4 separate regions of the Mus musculus genome follow, and regions 2, 3 and 4 are each linked to region 1. The links are chromatin loops, found by intact Hi-C in ENCODE. Cell type or tissue: heart. All regions are shown on one strand. Each heading gives the region's core, and the rest is flanking DNA. Links, peaks and the distances in the headings are about the cores only.

The links. Peaks named below come from ENCODE experiments on the same cell type or tissue, not always from the same donor. Only the 100,000 strongest peaks of a DNase experiment are listed, where the experiment ranks them.
Region 2: it touches region 1 in a loop (8-fold over the local background); 21 of 42 quality-filtered maps call a loop at or near these places.
Region 3: it touches region 1 in a loop (2.3-fold over the local background); 6 of 42 quality-filtered maps call a loop at or near these places.
Region 4: a loop joins it to region 1, with 9 times the contacts of the local background. A loop is called at or near these places in 2 of 42 quality-filtered maps.

The regions. Positions count from the first base shown.
Region 1 is chr3:28,104,006-28,112,074 of GRCm38, reverse strand. Pld1 (phospholipase D1) reads right to left here. Exons shown (of 27, transcript NM_001164056.1): 22 at 2,227-2,340. Among named protein-coding and RNA genes, the nearest start is that of Gm42196, 68 kb to the left of the region's middle. In heart, for the core only: a CTCF peak has its summit at 4,127; a DNase peak (open chromatin) is centred at 4,484; H3K27ac peaks cover 443 bases.
Region 2 is chr3:27,978,350-27,986,418 of GRCm38, reverse strand. All of the region lies in intron 2 of Pld1 (phospholipase D1), which reads right to left. Among named protein-coding and RNA genes, the nearest start is that of Pld1, 44 kb to the right of the region's middle. In heart, for the core only: a CTCF peak has its summit at 3,815; DNase peaks (open chromatin) are centred at 2,268, 2,928 and 3,798; H3K4me3 peaks cover 736 bases; H3K27ac peaks cover 341 bases.
Region 3 is chr3:27,706,957-27,715,025 of GRCm38, reverse strand. It overlaps Fndc3b (fibronectin type III domain containing 3B), which reads left to right and starts at 4,574. Exons shown (of 26, transcript NM_173182.3): 1 at 4,574-4,680. In heart, for the core only: CTCF peaks have their summits at 3,772 and 4,924; DNase peaks (open chromatin) are centred at 2,395, 3,725, 4,545 and 5,765; H3K4me3 peaks cover 3,092 bases; H3K27ac peaks cover 3,044 bases.
Region 4 is chr3:27,335,634-27,343,365 of GRCm38, reverse strand. It overlaps Tnfsf10 (tumor necrosis factor (ligand) superfamily, member 10), which reads right to left. Exons shown (of 5, transcript NM_009425.2): 5 at 3,701-7,732. The coding sequence ends at 7,699. Among named protein-coding and RNA genes, the nearest start is that of Tnfsf10, 22 kb to the right of the region's middle. In heart, for the core only: a CTCF peak has its summit at 4,714; no DNase peak of the experiment used is centred there.

The DNA of each region.
Region 1 (8,069 bases), core at 1,670-6,669:
CATGTAAAGGCACAGTTATGGAGATGCCCAATAACCAAGTCTGACACCAGTACCTGTGGACATGACCCTAACCCAAGCAGAAACAGGACATGTACTTTCATGAGAAAGTGCTATGCCCATTTTCAAAAGTTAAAACTGTAACAGGAATTTTTTTGTAATGTTACTGAAAAAAAAAAACCAAGGTAGTTATTTTGAGGTGAGCTGATGGAAGAGTTATAAAACTGATCCAGGTTTTAGGGAGAGAGATGGGCTCTGCATGAACTTTCCCTTAGAAAACCTTGTGACGGGAACGATAAGTTTGGGAGTGTTCCCAGATAAGAGCACTTATACAGTCATCCTGCTTTCGGGGGTGAAAAGGGCAAACTTTTGGCAAAGCACCAGGGACAGAGCAAACTATTTTACTGGGCTATTTCCATCGAGTCAGCAAAAACCTGGACATGAGAAAAATCAAGGTTTAAATAACTGGCTCTGCTGAGGATTTTTGGTCTCTCAAGCTGTTAAATATTGATGACTCTAACGGACAAGCAAGGGACACCAGCCATCCTGAGGTTCTATCATGTCACAGGGGACATTTTCTTCAGTGGCATGCCACCAGGATGCTCACGCCGCCACAAATCACCTCTCACGAATGCAACCGCAAACAACACTAAAGGAATTCACAGGTTCACAAAAGAAAGAGGAAGGAGAAAGCAAAGCAGAAGAGAGGCTAGTTGGAAAGAGGTCGAGGTGGCCTGAGTGAGAGAGGACAAAAGTGGGGGGTAGATATGATCAAATTATTAGATGCTTGTAAGAAAATGTTATAGCAAACACAGTATTATTTACAATTAGTATGTGCTCATAAAAATTTTAAAATTAAAATTGAAAATATTTGATCTGGAGTGATAATAAAATTATATAAAAAGGAAAGAAAACAAAAATTCTTTGTTCCATCTGCCTGTTGTATAAAAGTAATTAACAATACAGCATGCCTGGGAAGGCTGATAGCCTTCAAATAGAGATGTTTTTCATAATGAAAGGTTATAGTTTGGGTTGCTGAACAGCAGCCAAATGTGTATATCATTCAGCTGGTTCAAAAATATCAAGAAACAATCATAGGAAATAATCACAGCAGACAATATTCCAAAAGTAATATTTGAATTGCCAAGAAAGCAGACAGAGTGCAGTTAAACATCACCAACTATGACAGGGCTATGTCCCACATCAGACAACAGCAGAGATGAACCCATCTTCAGCCAGAATGTGTAGAGCAAAGGCTGTCATTGTAGCCAGGTGGATTCACCCCTGGGAAACAGCATTAGTACTAATCATTCAGGTAAAATCCTGGCAGGTGAACAGGCACAAGGTAGCAGTCAGTGGGAGAACAAAACCAACAACTAGGCAGGAAGACCGGGGTTGTCCCCAGCACTGCAAACCAGGCACGGTGACAAACAGCACTTGGAAGGTAAATGCAAGAAGATCACAAGTTCAGAGTCAGCCTCAGCTACACAGGGAGTTTCAGGACATCCTGGGCCATCAAACACTACCACAATCCCACCCAAAGGCACCTCAAACTGTCAGAGGCAACTGGGGTCCTTTGAAGCCAAGCAAGGTGCATGTCGCCCTCCACCCAAGTGTGCCCAAGGCCCTGAACCCATCTCTGTTTGGTCCACTATAAAGTCTCATTCTTCCCCCTCATAACTCCTAAAAGGATGATTAGAAAAGTGTAAAACACAAAGAACATATTCAGGTTGTCCTCTCTGCTCTAACTGAAAGCGCTCAAACTGTACCTGGATTGTGTTCGCACTTACTTCTCCTGTTTTATTTTTCTCTACTTCCTGGAAACAATAAAGGGATTAGTGCATAGATATTTTTCACTAATATGATATATTAAAACGAATACAAAAGAGGCACTAGCTGGGCCTTCTGGAGGCAGAGGCAGGAGTGTCTCTGAAATTCAAGGTCAACCTGGTCTACATAGCAAGTTCCAGGCAGCACATAGTGAGATGGAGAGGGGGAAGGAAAGGAGAAGAGGGGAGGGGAGGGAAGGAAAAGAGACAGAGACACAGACAGAGACAGAAAGAGACATACACAGAATGACTAGTTTTTTGGTGCTGTTATACTTGACAGAGCCACCATGGATAACTGCGACATCTGAATTTCATTACCCTGTAAAGACTAAGGTTTAAAAGCGCATTACTGAGCAAATAAGTAGAAACACTGTAGCTCCCTCCTTGGTGTTCAGGGTACCTGTAGTTGAAGTGCATTATTGCCTGTAGAGCGTTCCCCCCGCCTGTGGAAATGTCTCCCTCGAATCCCGGCAGCAGCGGTATCACAATGTACACCCGATATCTCTGGCCTTCCCTGCAAAAGAAAAATAAAGAAATAAAACCAAGTAGCAGCTACATCACCATCCAAGCAGACCATGGGGCTTTGGGGACAAACGAAATGCCTCCATACAGCCTTCCTCACTCAGCTTGGATGACTCTTGGATCCCAGCTATCACTATGGGATCTGAGCGCTATGCTGTATGGTACACTTAATTGGGCAGTAAAGAGGGAAACGTGTCTGCTTCCGCTTCTCCATTCATCATCCTTTGCAGGACAGAAGGCAGTTTAAAATAAATCTTGCTGATCTCATGAAAGAGGGTGTAGGAAGTGACTTATACCAAAGTTTAGAAAAGGGTGTTACCATAATGAGACTATGTAATTTTAAATAGGATTTTATTTAAATATGTGTATCCATATGTGCAGACATAGATACATAGACATATATATATATACATAATTACTATTAAGTTATGCAGTCCACAGCTTGGCAAATTGTGGGCATTTGATTCATAACTGTGGGGGTACCGGTACCTATGTCTTAGAAGCAAATATACACATAAGATTCAGTATGTTTTTCAAAACAGAGTCATCGGTATTTAGGAATGCTAAGGTTCCAGCCAGAGAATGTTACTGGGAATTCTTCAAGAATTCTGAGTGACTAGTTGTTATTTTTTATTTTATTTTTAAAACATTTATGCACAGGTGTGTGTATGTGTGTGTGTGTGTGTGTGTGTGTGAGAGAGAGAGAGAGAGAGAGAGAGAGAGAGTATGAAAACAACTTGTGAGACTCACTTGTCTCTTTCTACCATGTGAATCCTGGAGATTGAATTCAGAGTATTGCTCTGGGCAGCAAGCATCTTTACCGTTTGGGCTATCTCAATGGCCCGTACTTTATTTTAAAAAAGGACTATTATTGTATATATGGAGCATAGGCACACACGCTACAGCCCATGTGAGGAGTTCAGAGAACAACTTTATGGAGCTGGTTCTCGCCTCCCACTGTTCTTTCACATGGACTCTTGAGACCGAACTTAAGTCAGCAGACATGTGTGACAACCACCTTTTACCCACTGAGCAAGTCCCAGCCAGTGTTCATTTTCAAATCCCCAGCTTATAGAACACAGTATCTTCAGGCCACCTTTTATAGGAAACCGAAGCTTCTTAATGACAGCTAGAACAATAGAAGAAAATGCAGCTCTTTCTTTTGATGTGTATTCAGAAGCCCAGAATGCTATGCTCTGATAGACACATCAAGCCTTTTGACACCAAGGCAGGACATTGTCATCGACTAAGGCTATGCTGGAGAATGGTAAAATGGAGTTAGTGAAAACCCTCTCATAGTGCTTTGTGTGAGTTTAACATTTTGCATCAGGCTGACTTTATAGCTATCCTTGACCACAGGCTAGATAGCCCACTAGGCAACATGTACAGCGAGAGTCCCAAACTCTTAAAGCTTCTGGCTTTGCTTAGGAATACACGGGAAAGAGAGAAAGCTTGAGAGAGATGCTGGATACCTCACAGTGCACAAATACAGTTTGCTTGAGCACATTCTCTCTGCTGGCTAATTCTCAAGGGTCATCCTGCTTAAACCATTTATTATACCTAATGGTCATAGTTCGTCTTCTTGTGAACAGAGGAAGAGACCCTTCTTGTGAGAATTTTCTCTGTTCTAATGGTCAAACCTGACAGGTGGGTCTGAATGTCCATATATTCATGACAACACAGGGCAGAAGTGACTATCAAAGGGACCATAGTATGAAAAGTCAATGGCTGAGAAATGAGGCATTTGAGGGAGACTGCTGCAATGCCAAGGATTACTCACTAGATGGCAAACGTAGTTTGAGTTGGGAAGAATACAGAGAAAATGTGAACAGCCCTGGTTACTGCCTTGGTTAGGCGACAAGGCACAGTCTTTAAATGGTAAACAGGACACAGGAGAAGAACAGGAAGCCCTGAGCTACTTTCCCACAGTCCACATTTAAAAGACTGCATGAACCCAAGTGGACACTTAACTAAAGTATATTCCTGTGAGACGTCCCATAGTCATTCCAGTGATGTCCACAGTACCCCACCCACGTGCTAATAAAGCAAGTCAGCTGAGCTCCTAGCCAGGATGGAAGCACTTCTAGGTCACCTTGTTCATTGGAGCTGCCTGGCTCTGCAGTCAGAACCGGGTCTCATCTGCCTCTTCTTTCCCAGACCGTGGCCAGGAAGTGACCCATAAGCTCTGTGTCTTGCTCATTCATGACAAGCTCATGACCTGGGCTGAGGGCTGACCTGCTCCAACACACTGGGTGGAGGTTCACATAGCTTTCTATTTGGGGCAGCCTTCAGTAGAGAACCCATGCTTTCAGTGTGCTCTGTTGGCTGGGAGGATGGGGTTGGAGTCAGATTAAAAGAACATTTCAGCAAAAAGTAGGTCAAACTATACTTGATATTTTTCTTAATTATATTTCATTTGAATTTTCATTATGGTAAATATATAAAATGTAAAATTGGGCATTCTGTCCACTGTGAGAGTCTTCATCATTAACTGTGGTCCTAATTTTACATGATGCCTTCCATATTCAAAGCTTTTCATCATCATCACAGATAGAATTCGCTTCATTCCTACCCCCCAGCTTTCATCCCCCACCTCCCACTCCCTAGAGTCCCTGGCTATCTCTAGTTTACTCTACCTGGATTTTGCATATATGAGGAATCACATGAGGCTTGTCCTTTTTGGTCTAACTTGTTTTCCTTAACACACTACCCTCAAGGTTCACCCATACCGTGGCATGCTTCACAGCTCCTTCAGCTTTGTGGCTGAATATTCTTCTGTATTGTGTGTACACGTTCATCTGCTAGTGGACTGTTGGGTTGCTTTGCCTCGTGGATGTTGGGAATAAAGCTGTTATCAGTGTTGCATTATTAGCCCTCTGAGTTCGAGGCCAGCTTGGTCTACAGGGGGAGTGTCAGGATAACTAGGGCTACACAGATAAACCCTGTCTCAGAAAATAAACAAACACAGGTTTTTTTTTAATTAAAAAAAAAAAAAAAAAAGAGTGAGCGAGTGAAAATTGTTTTTTCATCCTAAGCAGAATTCTAGAGGAACTAGAACAAGCCCCTTCCCACTTCCTTTCTATTTATTTTATATGATTTCTAAAATATATTTATTTGTGTGTGTATAAGATTTTGTGCATATGTGTGAACGCACATGTATGTGCCTACATATGTGTATGGAAGCCAGAGCCTAACTCACGTGTCCCCTTCAGCACCTGTCCACATGGTCATTAAGACAGAGTCTCGCTGACTTGGAACTTCCCAGTTGGAGGAGGCCAGCCAGTGATCCCAGCGATTCAGCTGTTCGAGGCCCCAGCACGGGGATCATAAGTTTATACTGCCATGGCCAGCCTTTACCTATAGATTGTGGGGATTAAACTCAGTCTTCATGCTGGTCTAGCTCCAGCTTGACTGACTTCTCTCCACCCTATGGGTGTAGGCTTTTGGAAAAGAATACTTTAAGGCCTTTGGTTGTCCTAAAGCTGCTTGCACCTTTCAAAGAAGAGTAGCAGCTCCCTCCAGGTAGGTGAAGGCCTCTCCATCCCCCCCTGCCCTTCTTTAGGAAATCCTCTTCTTCTTAATGCCGCTTCCCTCATGCCCGAGCTCTCTGCTGCATGGAGGGCAGTCAGGAGAAATGGCTTCAGCTCAAGGTTGGGTCTCAGGACCTGAAGGAACCACAAAGAAGCTTCTGCAGCAATGAGCAGTCATTACAGCAATGAGCAGTCAGGGTAGGAGGCTCATCTCTGTGAATGGGAAGGCACTGAGGAAACAAGACAGGGCAGCAATGATGAATTCTGTCAGAAAGAGAGAGGTCGCATGTGGGACTCCTTGGCACGTTTTAGACTGTGGTGGGATGGGTTCTGCTGGACTCAGATCTGAAGTCTCTCAGGACATACCCCTTTTCATTTTGAGTTTAGAGAATCTTCAAAGATGCAATGCATCTCTCTGCCCTGTCCTGTTCTTATGTATAGATGAGGGCCTTGGCTGAAATCTACTGGTATGCTAGAAATGTCCACTCAACTCAACCCTGATATTTACCTACTATACAAAAGGCCACGTGGGCTATGACAGACTGTGTTATACCCAAACACATAGAAGTCTGTTCATTGCTTGTCTTTTGGAAATGGCAGGCTTTGACATGTAAGAGGGTTGGGTTAGCCCAGCACATCTGACTTCAACCTTACCCCAGGCTTGATAACCTCTGCCCAGACATAACCCCAAATGAGACCCTGTAAACCATTTATTAAGGCAACTGTTCTCTGCCAACCCCAGATAGGACACAAACTCAGGCTCAGAATGTTTGCTGGCCCCAGCCTTATGCTTTTTTTTTTATATCCAGAGGCTGAGAGGACCATTTATAAGATTGTTTTGGAATAAAATAAAAGCAATAAAATGATCTCAAAGCAAGCCTCCCCTGCCAGGATTTGTAGTCATCTGTGTCCTGATGTAACCTCTTCTCCAATCCTTGTCTGAAGCTGGGAAGATGAAGCCCACAGGAAAAAGCAGAGCCTGAGCTTGTCATACCAAACATGTGCTCCCTTCTTTGTCTGATAACTGCAGCTCGAACCCTTCAGCACACCACTACACCAAGCTGGGCATGCCTTCCCACAGCACAAAATTATAGGATATGAAAATTACAAGATAGAGATCTCCTCCAACCAAAAGAAATTTTATCCACCAAGTAATTACTTTAAGAAACATGATATTTGTGTGTGTGTGTGTGTGTGTGTGTGTTTCAAATGAAGTACCTCTCTTAGCTTTTTTGAAAGCTTATCAAAAGTGTGTACTTCCTTAGACACAAGGGAAGCTTCGAACTCGGTGATGAAGAGCAGAGGCTAAAGTCCCAGTGACTTAGTTACATTTCTTGTTGCTGGACCTAAGAAAAGGCTCTTTAAGGGAGTGACTTATTTTTGCTGACAGTAATGAGGGCCCACAGTCCATCATGAGTTGGGCGGGCATGGTGGCAAGAATCTAAGGCTGTTAGCCACATTGTCTCCTTTGTCAGAAAACAGAACGGGCAAGACACAAGGACAGGCTATAAAACTCCATGGTCTGTGTTGGAAATTAGCTCACATGACAGAGTGCTTACCTAGTGTGCACAAAGCCCTGGGTTCGATTCTCATCACTGCGTAATTCAGCCCTGGAATCACATGACTGTAAACCACCCCCCCCCCCCAGGCTTGAGGGATGGCGAGAAGAGGATCAGAAATTCAAGGTCATCCTTGGCTATAAGTGATATCAAGGTTAACCGTGACTACAAGAAACTGTCTCAAACAAATAGCACCATCACATTAGCTCCTCCAAGCAATGGCCCACTTCTTCCGGTAAGGTTCTGCTGCCTAAAGGACCTACAACCCCAAACAACACCAATGGTAGGGGGTCCACGTGTTCAGACCTATGAGCCAATGGGAGATATTTCACATTACTCAGAGACAGGGTTTGAGACCTAGTTCCCCTATTAATAGTCTTGTGTGGCTCACTTAGTCTCAGCTGCATCCTCTCTAGGGTGAGAGGCTTTATGTCCAGCCCCACAAGGTTGAAGATTGAATGACGTCATTCACAAAAATAAAAAAGACTCAAAAATGACTCTCTAGCATTTTAATTCAATTAAAATGAAATGTAAAGCTTTCATATCACCCCAGAGTGACAGGACAGACAGCAGCATAGCCCAGGACAAAGCAAACCTGAACTGACAGGGCAGCTTCATGATGCTTTGAGGTG
Region 2 (8,069 bases), core at 1,923-6,922, 130 kb after region 1:
ATCCTTCCCATAATCAGCCACCAAACCCAGACACTATTGTACATGCCAGCAAGATTTTGCTGAAAGGACCCTGATATAGCTCTCTCTTGTGAGGCCAGGCCTGTGCCTGGCAAATACAGAAGTGGATGCTCACAGTCATCTATTGGATGGAACACAGGAGCTAGAGAAAGTATCCAAGGAGCTGAAGATGTCTGTAACCCTATAGGTGGAACAACAATACGAACTAACCAGTACCCCCAGAGCTCACATCTCTAGCTGCATATGTAGCTGAAGATGGCCTAGTCGGCCATTATTGGGAAGAAAGGCCTCTTGGTCTTGCAAACTTTATATGCCCCAGTACAGGTGAAGACCAGGGCCAAGAAGTGGGAGTGGGTGGGTAGGGGAGTAGGGCGTGGGGAGGGTATAAGGGACTTTCGGGATAGCATTTGAAATGTAAATGAAGAAAATATCTAATAAAAATTTGAAAAAAAAAAGATTTAAATTAATAGCATTTGGGTGAACATGGTGCCACAGACCTTCACTCCTAGCACTCAGGAGGCAGAGGCAGGAGGACCTGAATTTAAAGTCACCTTGGTCTACATAGTGAATTCCAGGATAGCCAGGACTACACAGAGAGACCCTCTCTTGAGCCTCCCCAAAGCATTTAATAATTAATAATTAGACAACAGCACAGCCGTCTGCAGTGGGAGTGTACACATGGTATACACTTAAAGTACAGTAAAGCTGGATCAATCTTTGTCTCTTTTTGAGAAGGCAAAGCTGCCTGGCAGATTTGAGGTTAAAGGGCATATCTGGGGAGGTGGGGGCAGTAATGTAACTGTACTACCAATCTTAGGGGTGTAAAGTCCATGGTCATAATCTGTAATGGCTTACAGCCTTTACTTTATAGCTTCAGATTCAGCGGAGACAGGAAATAACAAGGTCCTTAAAATTTAGTACCTTAAAGACTATGTGCTTGCACACACGCACACGCGCACACACACACATGCACACAAACACATGAACACACGAATACTTCTGTCTCCATTTTTCCTCCATCTTTAAAAATACTTAAATGAAAAAGATGATAAAACAGACGCTGATGCACTGACTGTCCCATTGGGTCAAAAAGAGAAGAGACTAGCCATTAGTAGACACACAATAGCATATATTAGCATATTTTAAAATATTCGTTTATCCATTTGAACTGATGTACCTTACCTATACAAGGCAAAGAGAAGCCAGTTCCCAAGAAGTACACACTTTGAAACAGTGTCAAACGGAGCCTGTCTTGTAGAGTGGTCTCCTGCCAGATGCCTCCGGGGCAAATGAACTGAGCTCTTTAACTCCGGGAAATTGAGGGAGCTATTCTCTTAATTTTATTGACTTCATTTCTTTATTATTATTATTAACACTACTTTCATGTCTTGCACATCACACTCCAATTTTACGGGCATATGTACTTTAGGGTGACCTCTTATTCTAGGGAGCTACTTGAATAAAAACAGCAACAAGCCCAGGAGGACCCAGGTCCCCTCTGAGCCCACCTGGACACTCCACCCGTATCAGTCATTCTGTAGGTATTTCACAGGACAGTCTATAAAGTAAAAATGACATGACATCTGATCAGCTAGAACTCCGAGGAGCAGGCCCCAGGGAAAACCATATCCAACAAGTGGAGTGTGAGGTGGGGCTTGCTAGAATACAACACGCCTCTTAGCTCAAAAACTAAAATAACATCACCATGCATAAAACCAGAGTTCTGCCTAGCCATACTGGGAGGACACAGAGAAAGTCATTACCAAAAAAAAAAAAAAAAAAAAGGAAGCAAAAAATGCTTACAAACAATTACAACCCTTTAAACCACGACTCCAACACGAATACGCTCTTTCCTCTTGGCTCCATTTAGATTGACAGAAAAAATATCGTAGTCAGAAAAATGTAGCCACCCCCTCCCTCCCCAGCCCCGCAGGATCAACAGAATCAAAAGTATTCTTTTCTAACGCAGCAATAGCACAAGCCTTCTCCTAGCTGACACTCCAACTCCCTGATGGCACAGAAAGAAAATCTGACACAAAACAGAAAGTTCAAAGCGTTACTAACCTGGGGCCCCTGGCAAAAAGCGGTGCTCCATTTTACTCTAAAGAATGAATTCTTCCTATGAAGCTAATGTCCAAAGCAGTTGAAAGTCGAGGGGGGGGGGAGTTGGCTACCCTACAAATCCACATAAACAGGGGAAGCCGTCCTGTTCCCAAGCTCAGCTTTGGCAGGCTCCCTAAAGGCAATTCAAGCCGGTCAAGCCCACAGAGCACTTTAGCCTATAAGCTTCAATAATGAACTTGAAACCACGCCCCATATGCTAAGTAGACACTCTGCCGTGAGAAAAGAAAAGCCACACAGACTAGAGCTAAGGCTTCAGTTTTGCACTGGTTGCCGAAGAAAGCCAGAGCACACACTTAAAACAAAGAGAACTGTCATTCACTTGTGTCCCCTAGACATTGCACTAAAAGGCTGATTCACGTTAAACAAGGGCAGTACAGTCTCCCCTCCGTTGGGGCCATGAAATGACTTTTATAAGTGTTGCCTAAGTTGGGTGCTGATCCTGAAACATACAGCACTGTAACTTCAGACTGTATAATAAGATATACAGCATTATTGTTTCTGAGAGTCAGACTCATACTGTCGCTAGCTTTCCATTTTTTACATAATATAGAACAAGCTGAAAACTTCATTACAAATGCTCAAATATTAATATAGGTCACAAGAAAAATCTGTCAAAGAGCCTCCTAATGTCAGGTCTGATTTGTCTATAAATCTGTAAGTCAGCTTTCTTTATATCAGTTTGTCACTTAAGATATATTTGTAGGATAAAAAGATCCTCCCCACAAGGAGCCAGGATGATGGCTAAGCAAGAAAGGGCGCTTGCTGCCAAGACTGATGGCCTGAGTTCAAGCCCCAGGTCCCACAGGGTGAAGGAGAGAACCGGCTCCCAGGTGCCATCCTCTGGCCTCCACATGAACACATACATTCAGACACATGTGTACTGGCAAACAAACAAACAAACAAACAAACAAACAAACAAAGTTTCTCTGTGTTATCAGCCTTAGCTGTCCTGGAACTCACTCTGTAGACTAGGCTAGCCTTAAATTTACAGAGATCTACCAGCCTCTGTCTCCTGAGTGCTGAGATTAAAGTCATATACCACCATATCTCCTTAAAAAGATATTTTCAAATGCATCATTACTGTTTCTTAATATCATATACCTTGGTTTCAAAATAAACAAACTAAATTCAGTTTTTATTCTACATAAAAGTAATTGATAATTTTTTTCAAGTGACTAAACCCTAAACAGTTCACTCAGCCTTTTAACATAACCTACTCACAATAAATACAATTGTTACCTACTTTTCAACCCCAGGAATAATGTTTCAAAGACTTGCTATTTTTATATAAAGTTCTAATTTACTTAAATCGGATCTACTTTAACATAGTAAGCTAAATTTCCTCTGTAGTGTAACACAGGCTCAAACAAGGCAAGGAAAACCTGATTCATTTGCTGCCGAGCAGAACTTAGATGATAAAGCTAAGTTACTCAACACCTATGACACATAAGGGATTTGTGTTTGTTAGCGCCACAACGTCAGGCAGGCAAACCCAGAGACAGCTCAGATCTAACATCCACCTCTTCATCTCCCTAATCCAGGCCCTAGTCCAACAGTTTCTCCTGGAGATAAAAATCAGGGAAGACAGGAGAATCCCAGCACTGAGAGAAGAAAACCAGGCTGGAGCAAGTAACAGTGGATTTATAAGTGCCAGTACCCCACCTGCTGGCAGAAACAGGAGACGCCTGGAATGTTCTAAGAGACCTCAGGGGAAGGAGAGGGCTTGACAGTGGAAGAACAGGAAGAGCCAGTCCCTTTAACACTGAAGTGCAGTTAGGAATCATTAAAACGTTCTCACCTACAAAAGTAGATTTCTGGGAAATATCGATGCCAGAAAGCAATTAAACCTAAAGTCATCTCTTTCATGTGGCTTGAGTTTGCCAACATAAATCATAAAAAACAGTTCATTCGAATTCCCAAGGAAGTCTCAGATAGACCCCCGACTCAGCTAGGTGAGCTAGTGACATAGCTTCATTCTCTAAAGCTTCTTCTCCCTGGATGTGGGGGCACATCTAATTCCAGAAGCATTCCACGGGGTGAGGCAGGGGACCCTGAGTTTGAGGTCAGTCCTAGTTACACAGTAAAACCCTACAGCAATAAATAAATAAATAAATAAATAAATAAATAAATAAATAAGCTATCTTTAGGATTTATCTTTTCCAACAAAATGTATTTCCCTTTAAGCTTTGGGATATAGCATGCTTGCCTGGTACCTACAAAGCTCTGGGGTTGATCTAAAGGACCAGTGGGTGTGGTAGCTCGTCTGTAATCCCAGTACTTGGAAGGGGCTGGCAGGAGGAGGAGGGACCATAAACTCTAGGCCATTCTCAGCTGTAAAGTATGATGTCAGCCTGGTCTACTTGAGATGTCTTAAAAGCTGAAGCAAATGCAGGCTGCAAAGACAGCCTCGTTAAACACTTGCTGTGTAAGGGCAGAACATGGGTTCAAATCCCAAGATCCCAGAGACAGCTGGGCATAGCAGCTTGTGTGTATAATCTCAGCCCTCGAATAGAGTCGTGGGAGGTAGAAAACAAAGAATCCCAGATAGTTCAGGAGCCAAACAGCCTGGCACACAGCAGTGTATAATTGTGTGGGGTAGGGGGACAGACAAAGACTTTTTCCTCAAGCTATGTGGTGCAAGAAGATAAGAACCCACACCCGAGGTTATCCTCTGACCTCCACAGGTGCGTCCAGAAGTGTGCTAGACTGTATTCACACAAAAGACACCCTTTTGTGTTGTATAAGTTAATATTTCTTTTTTTTTTTGTGGGATAATGCTTTTATTTTATTTAAACATTCTTTCATTTTTATTTATTTTGTGTGTGTTTGCAGGTAGAGGAGCTCTGGGGATAGCTTCAATGCCTTTGGTGCCACATACTTATTTTGAGACAGATTTTTCTCACTGGCTTAGAACTCACCAATGAGGCTAGGCTGGCTGGTTAGTGAGTCTGGGGACCTACCTGTCTCTACCTTTTCAGAGCTGGGATTGCAAGCACTGGGGGGCATGCCAAGCTTTTATTGTTATTAGCACATCCAGCTTTAAAAAATGGGTTTTTACATCAAACTCAAATTCTTGTATTTTCAAAAAAAAAAACACTTTACTGACTGAGCTATCTCAATGAGTTTCAAAGTGGCCCTGTTTTTTTTTTCCCATTTTTTATTAGGTATTTAACTCATTTACATTTCCAATGCTATGCCAAAAGTCCCCCATACCCACCCACCCCCACTCCCCTACCCACCCACTCCCCCTTTTTAGCCCTGGCATTCCCCTGTACTGGGGCATATAAAGTTTGCGTGTCCAATGGGCCTCTCTTTCCAGTGATGGCCGACTAGGCCATCTTTTGATACATATGCAGCTAGAGTCAAGAAGTTAATATTTCTAAAATAAAAGCCTGAAGTCAACTTCACTAAGGGTGGCAAATATTTAAACCCCAGCAAAATGAAATTACATTAGGATGCAGCTTTTAAAGATGCCCAAGTGTTTAGCTTAACAGTGCAGGCATTGTTGAAGCTTCTGCTATGAGTCGGGTCTGGATGCGAGGAGCACTACCAGTATAAATTCACTTAAGCTTCATGTCCCCTTTACTGTACCTGACTAACACATGACAGGAGAGCCATCCAAGTGTATTGGGAACGTATTGACTGTCCACAGCCACAGAGCTGGGTCTAAACTAAAGTAAGTCCCTTTTCCTAACCATGAGCTCTGACCCTTCACATCTATCCCAACCTCAGATGGGGTAAAAGCTGAGGGAAAACCATGTCCAAACATGTCTGGACCTTTCTTATCATTGTCCCCTATGCAGCTGCAGCACAGTTGCTGTCATGCTGTAAAACAGTCAACCTACAATGTAGCAACTCTAAATAGCATATGTATTATACCATGTTTCATAAGGAATCTTGCTGAGGCCAGTTAAAGCCTATGAAAGATATGTAAGTTTCAGGCATATCGTGTCATTTTATATAAAGGATGTATATAATCTAAATCGATATGTATCCAAGGTTGGTTGTGCGATGTTTTCCACTGGCCACAGAGGGACACTGTACTGGACTGGCACGTGCTCTGCCAGACTCTGGAGAAGGTAAGCAGACCAGGACTGCCTGAGGCAGGCCTCAGTAGACTCCAGAGAAGCAATCCAGGACAGAGCTGGAAATGACAGGGGAGGGGAGGGGTGCCCCAGCAGAGGACATGGGATAGCAGTGAGCATCCTTTGAGGAAGCATATTCAGCCTGGGATGCTGGCAGAATGTGCATGCCATGGGGAAGGCAGGAGCCCTCTGATTTCACCCGCTGAAGTGTGACGGGGAAGCATGGTGGAGACTCGAGGAGGAAGGACGAGGCAAAGAAGAAGAGAAGACATCACGGACAGACATGTTAGTGTTTTTAAATGTTCAAGTTTGGGGCCCAGATAAAATCCACTTGATAAAGCGCTTGCCTAGCCATGCACATAACCCTGGGTTCAGTCCCTAGCTCAGCATAAATCACATGCAGTAGGACTAACCTGTACTCCCAGCACCTCGGATGTAGAAACAGGGGGATCAAAAGTTCACGGTCATCTTCAGCTACTTAGGCCAGCCTGGGCTAGAGACCCTGTCTCAAAACAAAAACAAGTAAATATGGGTGCTTCCAGGCAAGATGGCTCATAAAATAAATATACTTCCCACCACGCCTGATGCTGGATTTGAACCCTGGGACTCACATGGTAGAAGAAGAGAACCAAACAAACTCTGCCACCTGTCCTCTACCCTCTATACACATGGTAGCAGACACACACACATACATACAATGTTGGATGAATGAATGTAAAAGTAAATAAGGGTAAGCACTCACCACACAAGCATGAAGATGGGAGTTAGCATCCCCAGAACTCCAGATGCAGTAGTGCACATCTGCAATCCCAATGCTCTCGGGGAGGGGCATGGGAAGACGGGTATAGTCAGGAAAATCCCTAGACATCTGGGCCACCTAGCCAGCCTGGCATACACAGAGGTGAAAAACAAGAAACTGCCATCTCAAACAAGGTGGAAGGTGAGGATAACAACCAAGATTCTCCCCCTGGTGTCCACACAGGTGAATGTCTACACTCACACACATGCACATTTGCATGCACATCCAGCTCATACCACATACAATCCTACAGATAGAAAAAGATAAAATAATATGTAAATTAAAGTTTAAGGTCATCCTTAGCTAAATACTAAGTTCAAAGAGGTTAGCCCGAGTTACATGAGACTCTGCATTAAAAATAAAAAATTAATATTAAAAAAGAAAGAGGAAGTCATAAGACGTTTCTTAGGAATGGCATTCAGAAAAGGAGACCCAGGGAGAGATGGTGATTCATTGTGTAAAGGTGCTTGCCTGGAAGCCTGGTGGTCTGAGCTCAATCCTCAGGACCCATGAAAAGATGGATGGACAGAACTAACACCACACAGTTGTCCTCAGACCTCCATATGTATGCCATGGTGTGGTTTCCCCACAATAATAAAATAGAAAGCAAATATGGTTTTCACTATGCTATGACTTGGATTTGGTTGCAGAGTTCAAAACCAGATTCATCCCTCCACTGATACAAGCAATGTCCTTCCTCATGTACCTGATCCTCAGTGACTCAGACTTGAAGGCAGGCAACTCAACTTCTGCTTGGACCTCAGCAGAAGCTGCCCTGTAAAACAATATCTTCTCTGACCCCCACGCTGAGCCAGACCCTGTTGGCTTGAGGTAACTGTTACCCACACAGTGGATCCTCAGCCATGAGTCCAGGAGTGTCCACCCTCGTCACCACTCCAGTCACAGCCCAGTGAGGGTAGAGCTTAGTGACCACCCCACCCTCTCCGCAGGCTCTATTCACAGTCACAGCCCTTCTGGTTGTCAACGTGTGAATTATGAGGTTTACAGTATACACCTGTTTAATTTTCCATCACTCATAACCC
Region 3 (8,069 bases), core at 1,837-6,836, 400 kb after region 1:
CAGCTCCTCAGGAGGACACAAGATTTATCTCTAACCTGCCCAGGTGCTAACCCTGGGCTCAAAAGCCTGAGACCTGGCAACCATTTAGCTTGTGTCTTAATCCTTCTGATAACTGTGGGGCAGATCTTACTGGGGATGTTTTGCTGCCTACTCCTCCTCCTCTTCTTCTCTCCTCCTCCTCCTCTCCTCCTCCTCCTCCTCCTCCTCTTCGTCTCTCCTCCGCCTCTTCTTCTTCTTCATCTCCTCCTCCTCTTTTCTTCTCTTCCTCCTCCTCTTCTTCTCCTCCTCCTCCTCTTCTTCTCTCCCCTTCTTCTCCTCCTCCTCCCCTCCTCCTCCCCTCCTCCTCCCCCTCCTCCTTCCCCCCTCCTCCTCCCCCTCCTCCTTCCCCCCCTCCTCCTCCTCCCCCTCCTCCTCCCCCCCCCCCTCCTCCTCCTCCTCCTCCTCCTCCTCCTCCTCCTCCTCCTTCTTCTTCTTCTTCTTCTTCTTCTTCTTCTTCTTCTTCTTCTTCCATCTATCCACCTTTAGCCTTGAACAACAATAAAGAAGGGAGAGCCACAGCTTTACCTAGCAAAATAGTTCTGGAAGAATCTGTTTCGCTAAAGTTGCCATGTTCATCTTATATTGTGCTGTGAACCCAACTTTAGTGAGTAATCTAGTAAATCCTGAATGCTCCACAAAAAAAGATGGATTGGCCTTTTTGTCAGCATTTGTCAAGTGCATACCAGATCTAGTTCTAAATTGTATGTTTTCTATCTAAAGCTAAGATCAGGTTTCAACACGAGAGCCAGTCTATGCAGTAGCCTCAGCTACCCTGGGAGGAAGGATGCAGGGCTCGTAGGAAGCTGGGTACCTAGCCACATCCACCTTTAAAAGCCGCCCAAGTCCAAAGGCTGCAGATCGTTGGGTACAAGGCTTCAGGCTTTCCTGTTTCCCCTTAGGTCAGTGTTGCCTACCTTTTGTTACTATGTAAATCCAGACCAGAGAAGTCTAACTTTGCTTCCTTTTGCTTTGTGTGAGGTAACCAACACTCTCCTTGTAGTGACAATGTTTCCCAACCTTTGTACAGTGTTATTGTCTTAATTTTGAAGCATCTTCATTTGGGTGTTATTTTTGGATTTAAGTCTAACCTACCCTCCTCAGGAGCACCATTTTAACTGTAAGCATGGTTTGGAATGCAGGGCAGGTGGCCCAGATTGCTGACAGCTCGGTAGTGGATCTGATCAATCTGGCTTGAGGCCCTTGTTCCCATTTCCAGAAACATGACTCTGGACCCAATCTTCATCATTTCCTAACTCAGTGCAGAATAGGCCCCTCTCACTCCAGCTTTGTTCTATATCCCACTGTGAAAACAATCATCCTGGAAACCCATTTCAATCAGTTCATGCCTCAATAATCCCAATGTTGCCCATTGTGTGAAAGCTAACTCCCTCAGTAGTCAGGAGCCTTGATCAAAAGTCCGTCCTTTTCTTTGAAGCTTCTAATTTTCTGTCTCGTTAATAGCTCTAGGAGAGAGCACTTTATTCACTCGGTCACTCATTCAAGGATGAATTAATATTTATTTACTGTCAGGTGCTGTGGATTGTGATTTTAGCAGGAAACAATGGCATAATTTTATAAGAAAATTCAGGCTCAGGGGCCATTGGTAACTTGTGTGTGGTTAGGATGTCTCTGCTTTTCCTGATGCACTGTGTATATGTATTGGCTACGTGTTCCAAGCATTTACGATGTTTCTTTGCTAGTACTAAACTGGTCTCAGAGGCTGGGCTAAGAGGATGGCTAAACCACGGAGAGGATATATACTGACAGGCATTTTGAAGTTAGTGCACCCTGTATGCATTGACTCTTTCTGAGAGCTGAGACTTGAGACTAGCCCCTATCTTCATCTGGCCTTGGTCTGACCTCTCTTAGCTTCCAGATGGGTTACTAGGAAGGTGTCACCACACCTGTCCACAGTGACTCTTTCGAAGAAAGAAATCCAGTAGATCTGTTGGGAGAAATAGGCAGAGATGTCTGTCCTCCTGTCTATCTTGTCTCCTCTGATCATTGCTTTGCTTGTCAGTCCCTAGATTTAACCTTTCTCCCACTGAAGTTTGCACATTTATCTAGTCCTTCCAGCTTCCCCAGTGCTTTACAATCAATATAGTCATGGCGGGGGGAGGCTCTGTAATCAAAGGACAGTTCTAGGTTGATATAGAGAAAAAGAAGTGAACACCATTCGGCCAAGTGGAAGAGACAAAGGACAGCTTCCAAGCAACATGAGAACGGAAAATAATTAAGGAGAAAACAGCTACGGGCTGGAGGCTGGGAGGGGCCGAGTTGGGATGAGTAAGATGACATTGGACAGAGAGGAGGAAGAAGGCATGCACAAGGGTCAGGAGTGCCTCTGAGAGCTCCGGGAGCTAAACTAGGCTGAAGGGCTTGGCTAGGGGAAGATGGAGAGGCATTGGTCCAAACTCAGACTGCATGGCTAGATCTTGAAGCAAGGGAGCTGAGCTCTGTGGGCATTGGGGAACCCACTGCTTTGAAAGCATGTTTCCTTCCCAGATAGGGCTAAGATCTAAGATTAGAGTTGTATTTTAGAACGATGGGTACAAGAGCCCTTTGGGGACATTGACATGAAAAGTGTCACTGAGGAGAGAGGGTTCAGCTTGGCTGCACTCACTATCTTAAAAATAAAAGAGAATTGTAAATCCCATGAGGAAAAGAACTGTTTGTTAGGGTTCATATGTTTGCTTGGGTTTTAATAAAGTAGTATTTCCTGTTTTTATGTACAACAAGAGTGACAGAACCCTTTTGGTCTTTGTGGAACACTATAATAGTAGATGCTGGTGGAATTATTCAGAATAACTAAGTAACAGAGGAGGGTAAATTATTTGATCTAATATCCCTGCTTCTAGAAATTTTTTTTTTTTAATTTGCGGGCAGTATGGCACAACCCCTTAATCTTTGACAGAGCCTATGCAGCAGGAATATAGTATATATTTAATTCATACACAATCGATAGCTAGTAGATCCTTTTGCATTTGACACATACAATCCAGATAAATGACAAGAAACAGTCTTTAGGGGCAACAAGATAGCTCAGTGTGTAAAGACACTTGCCCACCGTGTCTGACAACCAGAGTTGGAGTCCCAGAACCCGTGTAAGGTAGACAGGACTTTTAAGTTTCTAAAACTCACACAAAAACCATGGCATGTGTATACCTGAGGTCACACACACATTCATTTTTACAATAGAAATAAAGTATGCCCAAACTAAATATTAATAAAAACTAGAAGGAACTGTCTTTAGTCTTTCGAGTAAAGATGTCTAGCCGGAACTGAAAGGGACAATAGACATTTAAATTTTGGTATCATAAAATTTGCTTATGCAAAATGCTGTGGGAAGTTAAAAGAATAAAAAAAAAATCACTGAAAGATTCTTCTGGGAATTACAATTGGAAAAGGAAATATGTGTTATAAGTGAAAAATAACAAGTCAGCTTTAGTAATTACTGAGCAAATACTGCATTTGCAGTGATGATTCCAGAATCTCATTCAGAGTCTCCCAGTTCTCTTCAGCTCAGACAAGAGAAGCCCCGCTGTGTGTAGCCTGGCTTGGCTTATGGTAAAGGGAGGCCTCGCCGAGCTACCGCGAGCTTGCTCTTGTAGTTGCGCGTGTACTGGGAGGCTTACGGCAGTGGGCGGGGCCCGAATCCCCATGTGGTCCCGACATCATTGACATGGCGGAATCCCCCATCAAACCCTCCTGGTAGTTATTTGAGCAGCGGCGGCGGCCGGAGGAGGCGGCGGAGAGCAGCGGCGGGAGCGGCGCAGGGGACGGCGGGGATCCCGCGGGCGGCTGGCTGGGACGGCGTGGGCGACCCGGATTGCGGGCACCCGGAGCCCCGTTTCAGCCTGAGGGGAGGTAAGGCGTGCGGGAGCGGCGGCGGGCTGCCGGGGGACGTGCCACCCACAGTCGCTCTCGGGTCCCTGCGCTTCGGAGCCCGGCCGGACTCCGAGTCTGCACGAGTGCGCTCCCGGCCCCGGAGCACTCGGGGATGCCCGAGGAAAACTTGGCTGCCGAGTCCCGGTCGCGCCCCGACCGCTCGGCTGCCCGAAGCTCCCGGCCGGGTAGGGGGCGACCCCTCCAGCCCCCGCTCGCTCGGGAAGAAAGCGGAGGATGCGGGGCTCGCAGTTCCCCTCCTCCCCGGGCCGTCGCTCCGAGGAATCCGCTCCCCCGCCCAGATCCCCGCGGCAGGACCGCTGCCTGGGAGGGGGAGGGCGCGCGGCCAGGCCGAGGAATCTTCGACGTGTCACTTTGGGAGGCTGTAGATTTCCATATGGTGGAGGGAGGAGGGCGTGCGTGCGCGCAGAGCTGGGATTCGGGGCTGCCTTGGCCCCCTTGGGGGTGCCGGGCTGTGACCCGGGACCCGGGATGCTCGCGGGGAGGGTCCCTGGGCGACCGGTCGCCCCCGCCCCCGCCGGGGCCTCTTGGGGACACTCCCCGCCCGCCTCTGGCCACCTCTGCGCGCCACGTCCTCCCTCCCCGTCCTGCCCCCTGGGCTCCCCCCGGGCTGGGGGCGGGAACCGGCGGCCGCGGCTGGACTCGGCGAGCCAGGCGGCTGCAGGCTCGGGCGGGGGAGCGGGGCGCGGCGGGAAGCAGAGGACGACCCGGTGCGTGTGGGCCAGCGGAGCGCGGGTCAGTCGGTCAGGCTCGAGGGGCGCCCCTGCCGGGGGTGGGGCGGCCGGGAGACCCAGCGGGTGGAATCCGCGCCCCGAGGCGGCGGGCGGGCTGGGCGGGCCGCGGGGACCGTCTGGTTCGGATGGCAGGCAGGAACGAGCTGCCGTGGGAAGGGCCTGTCAGTCCTCGCGGAAAGCGGGGCCCGGGGCCCGGGGCCGTGACCGCCTAGCGTCCCCAGCGCCCGGCCTGGGGAGCCTGGGGGACTCTGCGAGCGTCCCGGGAGACCTGGCTGGGCCGCCGGGCGGCGCCGCTGGCCGGGCGCCTTCCCGGAGAGAACGGCTGGGGTTGGAGATTTTTCGAATCTCGGCTCCCACCCGGCGATCCCAGACGAAGGAAGCACTGGCATTTTATCCAGACAGTGCGGATTGCAGACTTCCTTAAAAGTTACAACTTTTTATTTTCTTTTCTCTCAGGCCCAGCGTTTTCTTTAAACAAAATGTAGAATTTGGCCGCGATGAGGCTGACGCTGGGGCCAAAAATGCACACGTTTATCTCCATCCCGGCTAGTCCCCCTCCCCCTCTTCCCTCCCAGGCTTAATCATATTTTGGAACTGGCGAGGGCTTTTGTTGGGTGGGCACCCTTGATTGCTTGTCTGTTTATTTTTTAATGTGCAACTAATTTGATTTGAATTTCCTCCAGTTTCCAGGCCTTACTAGGAGAAGCTAGGGGAGAGGGAATGTGCCATTTTTTTTTCTTTTTTTTATAAATGTGGCAAGAGGTGGGGCATTGGGAAAGGGGAGGCACCCTGGTTGTGGCAGAGAGTTAGTAGGAGCAGACAGACCCGGAAGAAAAGGAATCCATTCTGGAATAACATTCTTTTTTAAAACAACAACAAAACAGTACAAAAGAAAGTCAGGTTTTGAGCAAAATTTCACTGCTCTGTTCAGATTTGAGTGCGTGGCGCTCCCGCATCTCCAAGTATCGGCTGGGACCCTGGGAACTTGAGTTATGCCACACAGCGCATGCATGCATAGCAACTCTGACCTGGTTTTGTGACTGGTGTGGGGGCTGTTGGTTCGCTCCTCGTTGGAGGCTGACTGTGGATGCAGTAAAGACTGGGTTCAGTAAATTTCCTGGCTCCCTGGGAGCAGCTGTTGAAGAGGGTAAAGTCCCTGGACATGCTTCTGGCCAGGAGGGCCAACCGGAGTTCATGCTTACCGAGACGCGAGATACGCGGCAGCCTGGCTAAAAGTGAGGCCTCGTTGATTATTGTTTTAAAAAGTTGCTCTCTTAGTATTGTCCTTAAACTTGCATGTGCTTTTCAAGCATTTTATTTTGATGCTTATGAGAAAAAGCGTTTGTGTGACAAGATCGTGTTCCTTTAGCATCTGTTAGCACTGTCGAGATCTTGTAGGGTGGGGGCTGGTAGCATCTAATGACAGTATATACAGTTCCAGAAAGACATTTTGGTAATCTTTTAAGACCCTTTAAAAATAGCTGTGATCAGAGCCTGGGATGTTTGGAGGAGCCCGTCTTCTGTCTTCTGGGGCTTCTAAAGGAATGCAGAGCGTGAGCACCAGCACCTCTCCTGGTTGTTTGTTACACTGGCATTTGTGCCCGTTCTGCCCAACTCTTAAAATTCTCATGATCCACCCGGAAGGGTCACTCACACTTAATTGCTTGTAAGGAAAGTTTTTTTGGGCATTGTATTTTGAGACAGGCTTGGGCTGGCCTCTCCAAGCTTGACCTCCTGCCTCAGCCTCCTGGATGTTGGGTGACAGGTATGAACCACATGCCTGTTAGAGCTTGTACTAATAGTATATTCCTTCTTAGATAAACATGTTTTCTGCCTTTTATACATTACTCGATTAAGTTTTGAATATTTTGATTTCAGTTGTAGTAAATGTACGTTTTATAAACAAGGGCGTCTAAGTTCACAGAAATCAAGGTACCAGTAATTCAGAACATGGCTCAGTGGTTTCTCCAGGGATAGAATGGTTCTGTCTAGATTGTCCTCCTGTAGCCAGGAGGCACATGTAATCGAGCGTTTCAAATGTGGCTCCGTGACTCAAGAATTGTTGTTTGAATTTTCCTTTTTTCCAAATTATTTTAAACTTAAATTTGAAACATAGAACTTTTAGACTCCCAAGTCTATTGACCTTCAACTGAGCCATATTGCTTTTTGAATCACCAAGTTAAGTGTATTTCTTTACAATCAGAAGATGTTTTAAGTCTACTTTTTACACACACATACACACACACACACACACACACACACACACACACATTTGGGTTTGAGCCCATGGCCTTGTGTACACTGGAGGCACATATTCTACTACAGTGCTAGAGCCTCAGCTAGCTCTTGAATTCCTATTCTAAGTAGACTTTGAAGTCTGGGGTAGGTGTGCCTCAGTCTGCTTCTCCAAACAGAGTGGAAAGTTAGCTACTTACAGCTTAAGGTGCGCATTTGTCAGTCAGCACTGATGAGCAGACCTGTAGCTTAGAAGTTTAGTTGGAATAGGTATATGTAGGAATTGCTGGTAAAGGAGCTGATTTGTACAGCCATTTCAGTGTAATAAAGTAGCATAGCTGGGCATGGTGGCTTGCACCTATAATCCTGGCATCTAAGAGGCAGAGGTGGGAAGATCAAGAGATGCTAGCCTGGCTTACACTCCAGGTCAGTTTGTCTACTCGGTCTCCTTTCCCCCAAAAGTGTAAATATTAGAATGCAAGAAGAAAGGCATTCATAGAATTGGAAGAAACAAAAAATCACACCTCTGGCATCCACATCACCTGCTCATTTAGGCCTTCTTTTAAAGGGACTTTCTGAGGTTGTCTTTGTGGAGCTACAGCACTCTTCTGAAGAATTTAAGTAGTCTTGCTATCAAAATGTAAGATAAATTATCAAGCAGGGTGTAGTGGTTGTTGATACACGCCTTTAGTCCCAGCACTCAGGAGGCAGAGGCAAGTGGATCTCTGTAGGTTTGAGTTAAGCCTGGTCTACATAGGGAATTCCAGCCAAGAGCTGGGCATAGTATATATATATATATATATATATATATATATATATATATATATACATACATATATATATATATATATATATATATATATATATATATGCTGTATAGTGAGACATAGCGCCTCCCCAGTCAATTATCAAATGTTAGATTTAGTCACAAATTGTTCTAGACTAAACCAGCAGGAATGACCATTTGCAGTGAGCAAACACTTAGAAAAATTTTTGTGATAAGTGGATTTAATTAACATCAGCTGCACTTTTTGAGTTTCATTTGGTAACAGAAATTCCAAAGACTTCCCTATGTCCTATGAGATAGTGAAACTCCAAGAACATCCATCTGACTAGATTCTATCTGCAGATATCCCAGAACCCAGCACCTTTCTT
Region 4 (7,732 bases), core at 2,733-7,732, 770 kb after region 1:
TGGATCACTGTGAGTAAAAGTCCACACTTGTCCACATAAAGAGATTCTGTCTCAAATTTAAAAAGTCTTTTTATTAATGTAAGCCAATTTATTTTTATTTTTGTTGGAATATAGAAATTGAGACCTCAGTTATTATACTTATATGATCCATTATATATATTATGTATGTCTATATTATCTATAACATATCATCATATATAAAACTATTATAATTTTCTATCATTATAACATAGAGAATTATACTTTTCTACCATATTATTACAAAGGATAATGTGTTTATTTACTACATGTGAAGAATGTAGAAAATGACTTTCCATAGTTTTCCAACAAATACTGTCTATATTTTATTTAGTAAAATTTATGGAAAATAAGAGAATATGGTATGTTTTTATACTTATTTGGTTTAGTTCTTTAATGAGAGAACACATGAAGGGACATATAAATAATCCTATATTTTGAAAGCTAGAGAGAATTTTTTTGTTATTGCTGTGATGGTCTATCGAGATAATTTTACAGAATTTAGAATCGCTATGGGAACACATCTCCAAGGACAGCTGAGATTTTTCTAGATTAAGTTAACTGAGGTCATATGATCTGCCCTGAGCAGGGTGGCACTGTGTCACAGGCTGGGGTCCCAGGCTGAGGAAAATGGAGGAAGGGAGTCGGGTAGAAGCAGTTGTCACTCTTGCCTCTGGAAACATGACTCGCTGCCCTCTGTCCCCCATGTGACATCTGGTCCATCAGGATCCTCCATGGCTTCCTTCCCGCGGCAGACCCTAGTCTCAGACTTGGAGAGGGATCAGGTCTTCCTTTCAACCTTGCTGTCAGGGGTGCTGTTGTCAGGGGCGCTGTTGTCAGGGGTGCTGTTGTCAGGGGTGCTGTTGTCAGGGGTGCTGTTGTCAGGGGCGCTGTTGTCAGGGGCGCTGTTGTCAGGGGCGCTGTTGTCAGGGGCGCTGTTGTCAGGGGCGCTGTTGTCAGGGGTGCTGTTGTCAGGGGTGCTGTTGTCAGGGGTGCTGTTGTCAGGGGTGCTGTTGTCAGGGGTGCTGTTGTCAGGGGCGCTGTTGTCAGGGGTGCTGTTGTCAGGGGTGCTGTTGTCAGGGGTGCTGTTGTCAGGGGTGCTGTTGTCAGGGGTGCTGCCCTAGCAACAGAAGTCACTAAGAGAGCGTGGATGTTCTGCTCGTTGGAAGCCTCTTGCTGGTTTTAAAGACAACCTGTTCTAGAAAAGATAATGAGGAGAGGAAGGTCCTAGTTATCATCTTCCTAATGAAGTCTGTGCTCATGTTCAAGTACAAGTAATCTGTGTAGCGATTTTCTCCTCGGAGTTTGTTGTCCATGGAACATAAAAGAGAGAATGGCACTCACATCGAACTTCTCTGGTCCCCGGGTCTTTATGTTCTATGTCCTTTGGTCCATTTGTTTAAAAAAAAAAAATCAAATGACAACTTTAAGTAGGGAAGGAAGTGAAGAAGCTCTGATGCTTCAGTCATGAATACAACTCTCACCTTAAAGTCTGCCAGCTGAAAAGGGTTCAAAATTGCTATAATGAAATAGTATTTTCTGCTCTCCACAATGCCTCGAAGACACTTATGCAATGTGGTTTTTAAGAACTTGCACATGTAGTCTCTCTTGAGTCTCCCAATAAGCTTGGGAAGAACATAAGCTAGACTCATCATTTCAAGCGAGGTAGCAACTAACACAGATCCCAGGCTCGCCCCCTAAGCTGGTGCCATCCCAGTACTGCCATGCCTCGGGGATAGAAAAGAGACTGGTGATGTCAGCCATGTTCAGAGATCAATAGGGTCAGAGGTGCTCTCCTTCCTGTTAGAGGTTGCTCAGGTCTGGGGTGAGGGAGCAGTTTCGAGAGAGCTCCCATGTCACCAATGAGAGGTGGGTTGAAAACAATCTCTCACTGGGTTGCTTCTTTATCTCTGAGTTTAGTGAATAAAGTCTACAGTGCCAACTCTGTGATGATGTACGATCCGGACAATGTAGGAATCCATTGCTCTGGCAAAGTCTAAGTTCTCAATACTCCCAATCACGACAACAATAGCAGTAAAACTGATGGTTTCAACCGCAATATGAAGATACCTCAATGAAATACAAGAAACTTGCAGTTTTTCGTTTGTACAGGGTAGGTAGATAAGAGTCAGAGATTCGAAGATTAATAACATTTAAACTTAGATGAAAAAAATTAATTATTGGTCTTGTAAGAAAAATTGATCAGGTATTAAGAACAAACCTTCTCCTCCCCTCCGTCCTTGCCCCCTGAGACAGTCAGCGAGCTGGTCTTGTCCCTAACTGGTTGCAGGTTTTGAGAGAGCGGGCCCTGCACCTTACCTGAGCGGCACAGAAGTGTTGGCCCTGATGGGAAAGCAAGGGTAAGCCAGTACCTAGGGTCTGAGAGTGGGAGAGCTGACCCTGCCCTTTGCCAGCTGCAGCATTGGGGGAGCTAGCCAGGCCAGTGCTGGAAAGCTCACCCTGGCAGTGTGAATGCAGAAGGGCTGGTGAGCTGGCCAGCTCAGCTCCCACCTAGGCCCAGCTCCAGGGCTCTGAGTTGGCCCACCTCAACATCTACCCCATCTATGAACTGCTGGACGCAGGAAAGGATTTGTCCTGCAGATCCAAAGCTGCAGGATCTCCATGACACAGGATAAGAAAGAGGAGTCCCTGTGAGGATCCAGTATTGATAGCATAGCAGAAGCCAGACCAATGACTCATTGCAACGAACGTTTGCGAGTAAACGTGTGTGGACAAAAGGGTGTGCTGTGGAACCACTGCGACACACTACAGCTTCCGTAACAAGATATTTTCTGTTTTGTTGGTTTTTTTATTCTCTTTTGGTGGGCGGGGGGTGAGAGATGAGTGGGATTGGGGTGCATGGTGGGAAAGTCACAGGGACTCAATAAAAAGCTTAAAAACAAAGCCTTAAAGTTGTAAAGTTACCTGTGATGGTTTTAACTGTCAACTGGAAATAGTCTAGAGTCACCTGGAAGCTGGACCTCCAAGAATGTGAGACTGTCTGGGAAGGATTATCTTAATTGTGTTAGTTAATGTGGATCCTGAACTATATAAAAATAAAGATGTGTGAGAACTATTGAGTATGCCTTAATCCACGCTCTTCTGTTCTTCAGTGTGGCTATGTCCAGTTCTCAAAAGCTCCTGCCTCTGCGACTTCCCAGCAATGGTGGGCTGTAACCTGGACTACAGATGAAACTCTCTCTCCCTTAAGCTGCTTTCGACAGCGTGTATTATTACAGCAACTGGAAATTAGACTAAGACATTTCCTTTAAAGCATTCAGATTACCCTACGGAAGCTAGGAGGCTGGGGAGAGAGTACACAGTGAGAGCTAAACTGGGAGCAAAGAGATACAAATGAGCTCCTGTGTTACTGCTTTTTACAATAAGTAGAAATGGGTTACATTCACTGATCAAGTGCTGAGACCCTCAGACGGTTGACAAAATGTGTGCAGCACTATATAATTCAGAGGAATACATGGAGCCCACGGGTGTAAAGAGCAGTTCACCACACACACACAGACACACACACACACACACACACACACACACACACACACACACACACACACAGTAAGAGGAAAATATAAAACAATGGAAATCAGAACCATCAGTCTTAGTAGACAAAAGATGACTGTACCTTGCAGAGCTGGAGGGGGAGGGGGAGAGGAAAGTGCACTGCATATACTTGATGTTATTTTTATTAAGGTGAAATTCAAAGCAACACTTTGTGCGTTTCAGAGTTTACAAAGTTTAACATTTCCCAGCCCACAAAATGGTATCAATACATTTGAAATAATCACCATGAAAAATAATTCTCTTTCTAGATTCACTGCTATTAAAATGAAAGGAAAAAGAAAAGAAAAATTCTTTCTAAGATTTTCATGTCTCACAACTGAAAAAATATCTATTTAACCCTTTATTTCAAGAATAAGTAAAAAGGCTGGCTAAACAAAATTTCTAACATTGATAATGAAAGTGATAAATATGATAAATAGGTAAAACAATACTTGAAAGAAAACTAAAGAACTGAATTGATTTGCCAAGAAAAAAAAATAGTAGCAGTGATTGGACTGGGGAGACAGTTCTAGGGTAAGAGCAGTTATGGCTCAAGCATGAGAACCCGGGTTCAAATCCCCAGCATCCTTGTAAAAAGCCTTCATGGCCACATGTCAAGAGACTCTCAGGGCACTGCTGGCTGCCCGTAATGGGAGAGACCCTGTCTCCAAGAAAAACAGTAGGCAGTGATGGAGTGGCAAAGGCCACAGTCTATAATAACAGGAGACAGGGCAAAGACCAAACTGTTGAGACTCCAGACGTCACAGAGCCCTCCCTTGGGACCAAGAGAATTTACAAAAGTCTTCCAAAAGACTTAAATTCTGTTTCACTTAAAAACAAAAAAACAAAACAAAGCAGTAACAACAGCAACAACCCAAACAGGCAAAAGAACACACCTCAGATTCAGTTTTACCATGTGAAGCCCCACCCTGTTCCTCACAGATTCAGTTAAAGCCTGCTGCTCCATCGGGGTACACCAGCTTATCTCTTGTCTTTAGCTCCAGTTGCCTATGGTCTAAAGGTAAGCGACCTTTTTTCATTTTTGATTTTGTTTTTAAACCCGAGAATTTGAAGATGTTTATACTCATACACTTTTAAAAGACTTGATACTGAAGAAATTAAGGGAACCTCGCCACCTGGTGGCACTAATGGTGTGTGACATTAAAGAGGCCCCTTTTGGTCTGAAAAAAAAAAAAAAAGAAAGAAAGCTTTTGCCTAGACACTTCTCAAAACAGCAGAGCTGGCCTCTGCCCTGGGATCATTGTCCCTGTGCTTGCCCAGGTGGCAGGCTCGTCTTAGTCTTCAAGTCAGATGGCTTGTTGGGCTAGAACTCAGCAAAGAAAGGACAACCCCCGCCCCCACCCCAAATTGATTTCTCTTTCAAACAGATAAGTATTCATGCCTTTTATTAAAGGGCTCACAATCGCCCAGAAAGTTCTTATTCTAGAATATTCTCTCCATTCTTGCTTCCTGCATCACAGGCTTCAGATTCTAGCAGAAGAAAGAATATTTAGGTGTGCTTGTTTAAACAAGTCATGGCATTTAATGTTGCACACGAATTAAATCTTTGAACATCTAATGATTTCTCTGGGTATGCTGCATTCTTAAATATTTAATTTATAAGTCACAGCATTTGACATTTTGGCAAAGATGTGTCCTGCAGGCTGCCTGCTAATTACTTTAAAAAACTAAAATGCACGCACAAAAAGATCTCTGAGCACCACCCCAGGATTCCGATCCTGTTGGATTGTGGTTGAATCCAGGCCTGGGCGTTATAAAATCTTTCACAGGAGATTACTATAGAATTAACAGCAGACAAAGAATGTATACGTTCAACACAAACATTAGAAATCAGACACTGGGGCTGGAGAGGTGGCTCAGTGGTTAAGAGCACCGACTGCTCTTCTGAAGTTTCTGAGTTCAAATCCCAGCAACCACATGGTGGCTCACAACCATCCGTAATGAGATCTGACGCCCTTTTCTGGTGCATCTGAAGACAGCTACAGTGTACTTAGATATAATAATGAATAAATCTTTAAAAAAACAAAAAAGAAATCAGACACCATTTCGCTTGCCAGCTTGGCAGACAAGATGAAGTGCTGTGAATTTTGCCATCAGTGATGACTTGGGGACCAGGAATTAGAAAAGCGCTCAGTTGTTTCTGCCATTTAAAACCTTAGGGCTGTGGTGCCGCTCAGTGTGGGGGTTCATGCCTACTGGGAGTAAGACCCTGGGTTTAGTTTTCAGCCCTGCCAAAGGTCAAATTCAGGTTGTCAAGATTTTTGACAAGTGCCTTTCCCTTCCATCTTGAGCTTTCAAATGTTCTCCATTATTTCTCACAGCCTTTCCGATGTGATCATTATGTCTATTATTAATTAATACATTCATTTGGTTCATGTAGACATGACATGCAAGTACTTTACTAAGGCAAGATTTTTACTATTAAGCTATGTTGTATTCTAGTGAGAGGAGGTATTCAAGTGCTTATATTCAAGTGGTAGCTGTGACTTCTATTTGCTAGTTTATAAGGGCTTGAGTCATAAAAAAATAAGAAGGGGTATCAGAAGTGACAGCTAGCCATACTCTTACATTCAAATAAGCTTTTAAAAAAATACTTTTGTGTATGGATATATTTTGTCAGAATGTATGTCTGTGTATCACATACATGCATTGCAAGCAAAGGGCAGAAAGTCAGACCCCTTGGAACTGAAGTTACAGCTGTTAACTATCACATCAGCGATGAGAATTGAACCTGGGTCCTCTGGAAGTGCTGTTTTCCTCTGAGCAATCTCTTCAGGCCCCCAATAGGCTTAAAAAATGTTTCATTAAAACACATATGGGCTCCTTTGGAGTTGTTTGGTTTTAGTTAGTTTTGTGTTACTCTAATGAAACTCCAGGCACCAACATCTTAAAAAGAACAAGTGTTCAACATCTTGGTAGGTGGAGTGGACAGACAGATGGAAGAGCCAGAGGACTGGGTGACAGTCGCAATCTGGACAAAGCAAGCATGGTGAACCTAGTTCAAACTTTATCCTGAAAGTCAGAGCAAATTCTTCACTGTTGCACATTCTAGAATATAGGGACACAAAGTAAATGCTTGCATTCAGAAAGGAAGAAATGGAGCTGGGACAGAGCTGAGGGTGGCATGGTTGTCACATGTACAAGAAGCCTGGCTCTACACAAATCAGACAGGGGGGCACATGCCTATAATCTCAGCAGATCTTGGAGGCAGGAGGTTGCACAGTTAGAGATCACTCTTGACTACATATTGGACTTGAGGCCGGCCTGGGAAACATGATAAAACTAGCAAACAAGCAAAGGAGGACTGGGGCCATATCAAGGAGGTAGGCACCAAAGACCTAGACCCACAGGCAAGACCTCCTCCAACTCTACACCTGGTACCCAGGGCCTGCAGCAGTGGCAGGATCTGAGCTCCAGCAGGGTGGGGCAGCCCTGTGGTATGGCTCTGCGGGCCTCTTTCTTGGGCTGCCCTCATTCATTGCCTGGAGATTTCATACATTCTTTGGGCAAGGTTCCACTGATGATGGGATATTATGTTATCATGTATAGAGTTATGTTTTTCACTTGAGAAAAACATAACCAGTTACCATAAAGAACAGTCACACACACACACACATACATGCACACACACACAGACACGCATATACACACAGGGGCACACCCACTCTGATTTGGTAGGTGAGATATTCTGTGATTTTTATGCTGACCTGCATTCATAGCTATCCTGGTCTGCACACAGCCTGTGAGCACTTGGCTTTACACCCCTGGACCAGATAACAAAGGTGAAAATTGTCAATTGTTGCATAAATATTTAGAAACTGGACGTCTTCTAGATCTCTGCAAACTGATACCAGGTAGATCATTGAAAGGCTACAGTGATCTCATTTTGCGGAAAGAAAGCAAGTCTCTCGATGAAACACCGAAAGTGTCTGTGGCTGGACTGTTGGCCTGTCGCTGCTGAGTTCCAGCTGCCTTTCTGTCACATCTGTCCTGAGGTTTCTACAGCCAGGCCATATCCTAACCAGTTCAGTCGCTTTCCAGGCATGCCTTCAACCTAGAAGATTACTGGGTACTTTAGGGCTGTGTTTGATCTTTACTGGTCATTTAGTTAATTAAAAAGGCTCCAAAGAAGCTGGCT